Linked DNA regions of Homo sapiens: region 2 is linked to region 1. The links are chromatin contacts, found by Hi-C or POLR2A ChIA-PET in ENCODE. All regions are on one chromosome and are shown on one strand. Each heading gives the region's core, a stretch centred on a gene start or an enhancer-like site at or near the end of the contact. The rest is flanking DNA. Distances are from core to core; before and after follow the strand shown. Region 1 has its middle 28 kb from the start of LINC02856. Region 2 holds the start of NDUFV2 (NADH:ubiquinone oxidoreductase core subunit V2).

Region 1 (4,836 bases), core at 1,477-3,976:
ACCAAAAGCGTGACCTATTAAAAAAAACTGATAAATTAGACTTTATTAACATTTAAAGTTTCTGCTCTTCAAAAGACAGCGTTAAGTGAATGAAAAGCCAAGCTACAGACTCAGAGAAAATATTTGCAAGTCATATCTGACAAATAGCTTGTATGTAGAATATATAAAAACCTTCAAAACTCAGGAAAAAACATTTAAAAATGGACAAAAGATCTGAACAAAGATTCACTAAAGAAGATATCAATAGCAAACAAATATTCAATAGAAAAGATATTCAACATCACTACACATTAAAGTAATGCAAATTAAAACCCCAGTAAGGTTCCACTACCCACCTATTAGAATGACTAAAGTTAAGACTGATCATTCTGACTTGGCACGGTGGCTCACGCCTGTAATCCCAGCACTTTGGGAGGCTGAGATGGATCACCTGAGGTCGGGAGTTCGAGACCAACCTGACCAACATGGAGAAACCCCATTTCTACTAAAAATACAAAATTAGCTGGGCGTGGTAGCACATGCCTGTAATCCCGGCTACTCGGGAGGCTGAAGCAGGAGAATTGCTTGATCCTGGGAGGCGGAGGTTGCAGTGAGCTGAGATTGCACCATCACACGCCAGCCTGAGCAACAAGAGCGGAAACTCCGTCTCAAAAACAAAACAAAACAAAAAAAAAACGACAGATCATTCCAAGTACTGGTGAAGATATAGAGCAACTGGAATCCTCATACACTGCTGGTGGGAATGTAAAATGTTACAAACCTTTTGGAAAAGAGTTTGGCATTTTCTTAAAATCTTAAACATTCACCTGCCATATGAGACAGACACTACACTCCTAGGTATTTATCAAGAGAAACAAACGCACATGCTCAGAGCACTCTATTTCTAATTGCCCCGAATGGGAAACAACCCAAATTCAACAGGTGAATGGATAAACAAATTGCGCTACGTCTGCCAAATCCACTGCCCACTCCTCACTGTGCTCCAAATACAAGCAACCAACATTGGTCATTGTCTCAACATAAGCAGAGGCACAGGCATTGTCCATTCACTGCACATTCTTTTGGAGTCTCATCTATGTGGAAAAAGAGGATATTCAAACGACATCGGGGTGAGCCACACTGGGTAACCAGTTTAAGGAGCAGAAGATGGTAGTCAAAAGCTATTTCAAGTCCTCCTTAGCCAGTACTATTTCCTATCATATCTGGATAGGTTTTTTTTATCTCTTTTTAGCATCTAACATTCTCATTTTTAGGGGGACTTCATTTTTCCCCATGTATTTTCAATAGACCGTGGCCCCATCTATTATTTTTGAAGAGGAAAACTCCTGGTGCCAAAAAGTCCACCGATCCTTGGTTCAGACAAGGACTTCCAATTGCTTAATGTCAGATGAATACTGAAAGGTCACCAGAGGATACACCACGGTAAAAACTCTATGAACTCGATACTGAAATTTTCTTGTTAAGCTCATGCTGGAAGGCGGGAGAGTAGAAAATAAGTTGTAAAATGGCCCAGGGCTTAATTTATTTAAAGCTTTGGTTAAAAACGTTTGCTGCTTTGAATTGTTTTAAGAGAAACCACAAAGATGTTCAGTAGTGGAAGAAAAGAATTCCAGAGAGGGCTTTAACTACCCTGTTACCTTCATAGCACCTCCCAGCGGTAATCCACAAAAATGATATTTTTTGTATGGAAAGTTGACCTTTTTCTCAATATTATGCAAATTGAATAAAAATCTGTGCTGTTTTAGATGCTATGCAAGTTAACATGATATCCAAGTAAAAACTCTAAGTTTGCTATGAAATACATCTCTGATTACAGCCAGATTGCTACCTCTGAACATTTTTTAGGCAGAAAAAAATGTAGCCAGCTCATTGGTTTTCTGAGATAAATACCTAAATTTTTGCAACCCAAGACTGTTCTATTTTCTTTACCATCTGGTTCTAGGAACACAGGGACACCATGACTATTGAAGTGTTGAAGATTCCAGATGAAACGTTTTTTAAAATGTAAGCCTACACTGCAGGGCATGGTGTTGTGCCTGGAGTCCCGGCTACGTGGGAGGCTGAGGTGGGAGGATCCCTTGAGCCCAGAAATTCTAGTGCAACCTGAGCAACACAGTGAAACCTCATTTTTAATAAAATATTTTTTAAGCCTACACTTCCTAAATTTTGTATAGTGACTGCACTAAGCACATTATATATTTTCTTCTTTAGTACTCACACTAATAGTATTCAATAACGCTATTGCTTCCTGTTTTTGACAGATGAGAAATATGGGGCATGATGGGAATGGCAAGTGTTGGGAATAAGGGTGTGTAACCACCCTCTTCTCCCAGATGCCTGTGTCCTTGAGCAATCTGCTCTTTGCAAAGAGGTTGGACCAGCCTCTGGGTGATTTCTAACCTCTAACATTAGAGGGCAGTGACTCTAAGCTAAAACGCCCTTGTGGGATCCACCGTGCTGGTATCAAGCCATGAAGAGGAAGCATGTGTGCTACAGAAACTCATAGGTGAAAGCAGCATCTTTTACTGCCTTATACACTTGTAGAGTGGGAAGTTTTCGTTCTGGTTGACACCATGCACAACACATAAGAGAAATGGTTAGACTGTTTGAGGAAGTGCACACTAAAATGCCTGACCCCTGCACAGAGGTGAGTGGATGCCATCTGGCCGAGAGGTTCCTGTTATTAGTATCTAATCAGGTTTCCCTGGTAGCTAGAGAACTGCATGACTTGTTGACTGGAAGGCCTCTTACCTCACAAGGGTGTGGTTTCAGAGGTTTCTGAAGAACAAGTGTGGGAGAACTAACCATGACTAAGGCATCTCAGGTCAATGCAGGTGAATGATTAACCCCAGCTCTCTTTTTTTTTTTTTTTTTTTTTGAGACAGAGTCTCACTCTGTCACCAGGCTGAAGTGCAGCGGCGCCATCTCGGCTCACTGCAAACTTCGCCTCCCGGGTTCAAGCGATTCTCCTGCCTCAGCCTCCCGAGTAGCTGGAACTACAGGTGTGTGCCACCACACCTGGCTGATTTTTGTATTTTTAGTAGAGACCAGGTTTCACCATGTTGGCCAGAATGGTCTCCATCTCTTGACCTCATGATCCCCATGCCTCAGCCTCCCAAAGTGCTGGGATTACGGGATTACAGGCGTGAGCCACTGTGCCCAGCCGACCCCAGTTCTAAGAACTCTTGTTCCATTATGGGTAGGGAGATCATAACTAGGGAAACCATCCAGGTGGTGAGGATGCGAGCCAGAGAAAAGCCAGAGCCTGCCAATTCAGCTTTGGAATGTTCCAGAAAAGCATTCCTGAGACTCTGATAGCATTTATATGCTGGAATGATTTCTATTTCCCTATATAAAGGATATTTTTATTTTCTTACTGGCTAGTACCAAATTCAGAACATGGAGGCTTTAAAAATTATTCAGTGAATAAATGAAAAATAAAACCTTCATTTACATTGAAAACAGGTATTTCTTATATACAATGATTTTTTTCTTCTAATTTATTTTTTCCTAAAAGGAACAAAGGGAAAAAATTATAAAGTCAAGAGCAAAAAATGGATAAATTAGAAAACATAAAACAACACATTTGGTAGACAAATCCAAGAGCTGGTTCGCTGAAGAAAATAGACAATTTGTGTACAAATGTTACCAAGAAAACAAGAGGAGAGTCAACATACATTTGTTGTTAAACAGTAAGTTAATAAGTGAGATTTTGGTGAAAAAAACATTTACTGTGTGTGGAATAGATAATTTTCTAAGAAAATATAAGTGATCAAAACTGATGTTACCAATAAAACTATCAACAGGATTTTTAAAAGTAAACTGATGAATTCTAAATTTCATAGGAAGGACAAACAAACAATAAAGGTCAGACAAAATCTTAAAAAAATGGTATAAGAGGAGAGTGGCCCTATCAGATATTTTAATATATTTTAAAGCTACAGTGATTAAAATTGTGTGGTACTGACACTTGAATACGAAAATCAGCCAAGCATGGTGGCATGCACCTGTAGTCCCAGCTACTTGGGAGGCTAAGGAGGGAGTATCACTTGAGTCCAGGAGTTCAAGGCTGCAGCGAACCATGACTGTGCTACCACACTCCAACCTGGGCAACAGAGTGAGATGCTGCCTTTAAAAAAAAAAAATGAATAAAAAGAAGATCATCTGGAACATCATGTCCAGACTAGACCAAAAGAAATATAGAAATTTAGTATAAGACATAAGCAACATTTCAGATCAGGGAGGAAAGATGTTTTATCTAAATATATTGTGTTGGAGACAAAAAGAATCACAAGGAAATCTTAAATTATGTTGATATTAGTAGTAATGTTAGTATTGATATTTTAAAATTATTTCATACACACAGAAAGATATACACATTGTATGTATGATGTATATACGTAAATACTAGCCAGGATGCAATCAGAGAAGCAGAATCGCTAGAAATAATAGAGCATGAAGGATTCCTAAAGGGATTTGACATTACACAGTTGTGGGAGCTGGCTAGACAGCCTCCGTTTGGCTCTTTACGCCTGACACTGAGCCTGAAGTCATAAGGCCGTGGTCAGGAAGGAAAAATGCATGTGAAATGGGGCCGAGCAGAAATTCCCTTGCCTCACCCCACTGCTACCTCTCCTGTCTTCACACCTGGCCCAGAACTTGGAGAAGCTGCAGGAAGAGATCACATGGGGCCTGGAGGATTCTGCCTCCGGACTCTGTCTGCACAACAGAGGAGCCGGCAGGCCTGCACATGCCATGAGTTCCAACAGGGCCTAGCCTAGCCCAACATTCAGAGGGTGAGCACTGCTACTTCTTGACTGCTGCCTTTCAAATCTC
Region 2 (4,836 bases), core at 841-3,340, 570 kb after region 1:
TCAACTCAAATATTTATTGTGTACATAGTGCATATCAGGTACTATTTGTTTAAAAAAGGGGGGAGGGTGGAAGGGGGAGGGAGAAGGGGAGACGGATGGAGAGAGAGAAGGAAGGAAGGAGGGAGGGAGAGAAAGAGAGTTCCAGAAACATTAAACCTGGATTACAATGGTCCTCCACTACCTCAAGTTGTTCTTTTTCATTAAAACTGCTTTTCAATTTATACTTCTAGCCCCTTTGCCTCAAAAACAAAAGAAACAAAATCTACAAGCACTCTAATTTCTTTTCTTTCTACCATGTCTGATCCTCATCATCTTTCACCTAGCATTCTGCAAGAGCCTCTTATCTACTTAGTCTCCCTGTTTCTGGGTCCAAATCAAACCCATTCCACCCTCAGTCCTATCCAGTGACCTATCCAAAACAGAAACCACATCTTATTCCTCTACTTTAAAACCTTTCACTGACTCCTGACGGCCTCTAAAATCAAATTCTTTAGTATGGCACGCCAGGAGCTCCAATATCTGGCCCCTGTCTCTCCCTTATTTCATTTGGGAACACACCTTACCTCCAACAGCAGAGGGTGGCTTCTCATACATACCGATCTTTTTCTTGCCAACAAGACTTTAAGTTGTCCTTTCCACCTAGAATACCCTCGGACCCCATGCCCAATCTGTTAGTATTACCTTCAGGAAAAATCTTATGCACCTTGAAACCACATTGGATGACCCTATTCATCTCTCTAACACTGTACTTTTACATTGTCTCAACCTTAAAGTTCCTCTTACATGAGACTATCAATTCCAAAAGAACGGGAACTGTCTAAATCTTTTCCTTATCTGTAATATGAGGAAAAAGTAATACCAGCCTCAAAAATGAGATGTGGAATGTAGATATTTAACTCGGTGCTTGGCATACAGAAAACAGTTATCAAATGACTATCATTATTATCCACACTGTTAACTAGAGCTCAGCAGTGCATGACGTACAGTAAGACTTCAAATGTTTATTGAAAGACTGAACTCTGCAAAAAGGAATATTCCCATTTTACAACTGAAGAAACTGAGGAAGATTAACAGCACAAAGTCATAGAGCCACAAAAGGCAGTTAAGCTAACATCCAAACTCGAGTCTAACTCTAAAGCCCTGAATTCATTCTCAATGAATATACACTAGCTCCCTCTTGCTGAGAACTGACTTAACCTATTTCACTCTTAGAAAACAAACAAAACTAAGGCTTCTTTCCAGTATTACTTGTGTAACAGGCCCTGTTGTTATAATCGACATTTCTGGAAATCTGCATTTTTAGATTAACGTGAAGGAGTGTTTCAACTTCTCTGCAATTCAATTTCCTTGCCTACCATGAGATGTACTTGGATCTCAAAAAGATCATTTAATCTCTAAAATCCTGTGGTTCTTTAATTGGGTGCTGTTATTTGCGGCGCCGTTCTTTCAGAGTTAGTTTGATACCGTTTATTTAGCCAGCATTTCCGATATGCAAAGCACAACTGCAGTAAATCAAACATTGGCCACCCTTTTCCAGCCCTAATGAAGTTCTCCCTAAGCCTTCACGAAGCAAGCCAGAGCTCTCCAGTATGCTGCAACCTAAAAGCATCGAGGTCACTAGGCTTGAAACGAGAGGTGCCTCCTTCGGAGCGACGGTCTTCGAAACTGATCTGGCCAGAGCAGGCCTAGATTCTGCGCTACAGCAAAACAGCAAAAACAAACAAACATATATATATATATCACCAAGCAGCCCCTCTTTTCTGTCCTCCTCGACCAAACTAGGAGTACACTTCCCAGTATGGCAACCCTCCCTCGGGGCTTCTCACGGTGGGGCTGCAGCGGCCTCCCTAAGAGGGCTAAGGCCGCAGTGTCCTTGCCGCCGCCTGCAGGCCCGTGCAGAGCCCAGGGCTCTCCTGCGCCCAAAACTAAGGGAGACACGGAGAGCAAGAGAAGGGCGGCGGCAGCGCCGGGCTCAGCTTGAGCCTCCTTACCCAGTGGGCGGTGAGGCCAGCCGCCCGGGCCCGGAGCGCCGCGGAGAAGAACATGGCGGGCCACACTGTTCACCTTCCCCAGCCGCGCCAGGCGAGAATCCCGAGCGCGCCCAGGGCGCACAGCGTGCGCGCTCCCGACCCCAGGCCTAGGCGACCCGGACGGCACGCCGCTCCCTTCGCCGAGGGGCGGGGGCTGACGGGAGGGAGCGAGGGCGCGCGGGGGCTGCTGGGGCCCTGTGGGCGGAGACTTCCCGGGGGAGGGGCGGGGACCAGTCCGTGCTCGGAAAGGGAGGTGTCCTACGGGCCGCTGCAGGGGTCCCGGCCTTGAAAAGAAGCGTCCCGGAGCTGCACCTTGGGCTCCTGGGTAACGAAGCGCCCGCCTGGATTTATAGGGGTGAGCTTCCCTCATGGAGAGCCTTGTGAGGATTAGCCACCTCCTCTTATATTGCTGTTAGTTAAAAATAAAGTCGGGTTGCAACCCACTATAAATCTTATTCTACATGTTACGAATTCAAGACACAGAGGGCTGCTATCCAGTGTGCTAGCCATAGACACCAAATGTCTTGGTTCCCAATCTTTTGCATTAGAGATATGTGCGACATATTTAGGGGTTAAATGGTATGATGTCTGGAATTTGCTTGAGAATAGTGGGGAGCGGGAGGTGAAAAATAAAGCAAGTTGGCCGTTAAGTAAGGCCATAGAAGCTGCATGGTCGTTCTTATTTACTATTCTCGGTACTTTTGTACATATTAGATATTTTCCATAATAAAGCTGAAAAAAAAACCCACTTCCTTCTTCATGTTTGTTTGGTTATCTCTGGAAATTCCAACAAGTATTTATTCAGTAACAGCTCTAATGTGCACAGCACTATTTCCTGGTGTGGACTTCCTCTTGATTTTTTACGTCACTGCCTTCTTTTCTGGAGTGTCACGTCCTGTACCCACCCCCTTCCTTTTGCCCATTTTCTTTGCTATAATAAACTTGTGAATAATTTCTAGAACATTCACAGCAGCACAGGGATTTTAAAAATTTATCCCTCATTAGTTTAAAAACTCAGAAATATTCCATTGCAACCCCTATGAATCATATTTCGCAAATCACAGAATTCAAGACACAGAGGACTGCTGCCCAGTGAGCTAGAAATAGATACCAAATGCCTTGGTTCCCACTCCTTTGCCTTATATTTTATGTTAGTTTGCCTCTCCTAAATTAGCTTCAGTATTTCCCTTTAAAAGGAAAAGACAGTCTGGCCCTTAATGTAAATGTATTTTGTTATAAAGTTACCTAAATACTTATACACCTGGCCGGGCGCGTGGCTCACGCCTGTAATCCCAGCACTTTGGGAGGCTGAGGTGGGCAGATCACGAGGTCAGGAGATCGAGACCATCCTGGCTAATACGGTGAAACCCCGTCTCTACTGAAAATACAAGACATTAGCCGGGCATGGTGGCAGGCGCCTGTAGTCCCAGCTACTCGGGAGGCTGAGGCAGGGGAATGGCGTGAACCCGGGAGGCGGAGCTTGCAGTGAGCCGAGATCGCGCCACTGCACTCCAGCCTGGGCGACGGAGCGAGACTCCGTCTCAAAAATAAAAAATAAAAAATAAAAATACTTATACACCTAACACTATTGTGCACATACTTACTGTTCTTATACAACTAAAGCCAAAACATGTCACAAATACTTGATGGATGAGATAGACATTATATGGATTCTTTTTGAATCTGTAATGCATGCTTTTACTGGATTTTATTAGGGCATTCTCTGACTCCCAATCCAGATTAGTCCTCAAGATACCGTCCCAAAATATGCCTGCCCGCACTTTCACTACTACATTTACGACCAGATTATAACCTCCATGGATGGAGAAACCTGCCCTTCCTATATTGTTTGGTTCAGCAACTTGCACTATACTTGGCAAGTAGAAGGCATTCAATAAATATTTGTTGTCTGAATGAAAATCTTGCCCATAGTGCAAATATTCTGCCTACCTAAAAGGGTTAGAATTATGCTCATTTCTATTTGTCTTAGGTCAGAATTATGCTTGTTTCTATGTGTATCGGTGAGAGTGCTTTTCGCTACAAGTAACAGGAGTTCTAACAAGTAGATTAAAGGATACTGGGTTCATTTTCTCACATGAAAAACAATTCCAGAGGTAGAGTAGCTCCAAGGTTAGTTAATTCAACCTTGCTCAAGGATGTCTTCAAAATGTTTAGTGGCTTCCATCTTTTTACTCCAACATACTCAGCCGTGACTCCTATTATAGACACAAGATATCTGCAGCAGTTCCAAGTATCATGTACAAATGACAACATTCCAAAGAAGAAAAAGAACTCTTACCTCTAAAGTGTCCCAGATGTTCCTCCAGCAGCCTTCTTGTCTCATTGGCTTACAAGACATAGTGGTTAAGAGGGAATACTCTAGAATCAGACTACGGGGGTTCAGCTGCTGCTTTCTAGCTGCGTGACTTTAGGCAAGTTAGTCTCTCTGGGCTTTGGTTTAATAATGGTACCTTCCTCATGGCTTTATTAGGAGAATGTGAAAGGAAAATAAATCTCGGGACCCCCAAATCACTAAGCCAAGGGAAAAGACAAGCTGGGAACTATGTCAGGTAAACCTACCTCCCATTTTTTTCCTAAATAAGATAGCTACAAAGATAAAAAGCTACATACCTCCCTCACAATTTGCCCACAAGAAAATTCCTTACGGACAAAGTACAGACAGATCTCGATGTCATCCCTCTGAGGCTTGCGTGAGACAAGAGCATATCTGATTGCTTTCTCTGCCCTATTGTTCATGTAAAAATGCAAATGCACTGAGCCAGACTAAATTTTGTATTCAGTGGAG

What was found. A loop is a pair of places that touch in the nucleus more often than their neighbours do. ChIA-PET counts read pairs that join two places held with the same protein, here RNA polymerase II (POLR2A). Pooled maps may share reads with other maps.
Region 2: a loop to region 1 is called in a map with no recorded cell type, with 8 times the contacts of the local background. The contact joins the promoter of NDUFV2 here to the enhancer-like site in region 1. A Hi-C loop is called at or near these places in 3 of 37 single-sample maps with no recorded cell type and 4 of 50 pooled maps. POLR2A ChIA-PET finds 5 or more read pairs at or near these places in 1 of 52 experiments (activated T-cell).

What each region holds. Positions count from the first base shown.
Region 1 is chr18:9,671,266-9,676,101 of GRCh38, reverse strand. No RefSeq gene overlaps it. Among named protein-coding and RNA genes, the nearest start is that of LINC02856, 28 kb to the right of the region's middle. RefSeq lists an enhancer at 2,652-2,701. Within about 2 kb of position 2,726, at least 16 of the 41 ENCODE cell types and tissues checked have a DNase peak (open chromatin) inside an H3K27ac peak, as active enhancers do.
Region 2 is chr18:9,099,953-9,104,788 of GRCh38, reverse strand. It overlaps NDUFV2 (NADH:ubiquinone oxidoreductase core subunit V2), which reads right to left and starts at 2,090. Exons shown (of 8, transcript NM_021074.5): 1 at 1,992-2,090. The coding sequence starts at 2,045. RefSeq lists an enhancer at 1,021-1,730 and a silencer at 2,003-2,362.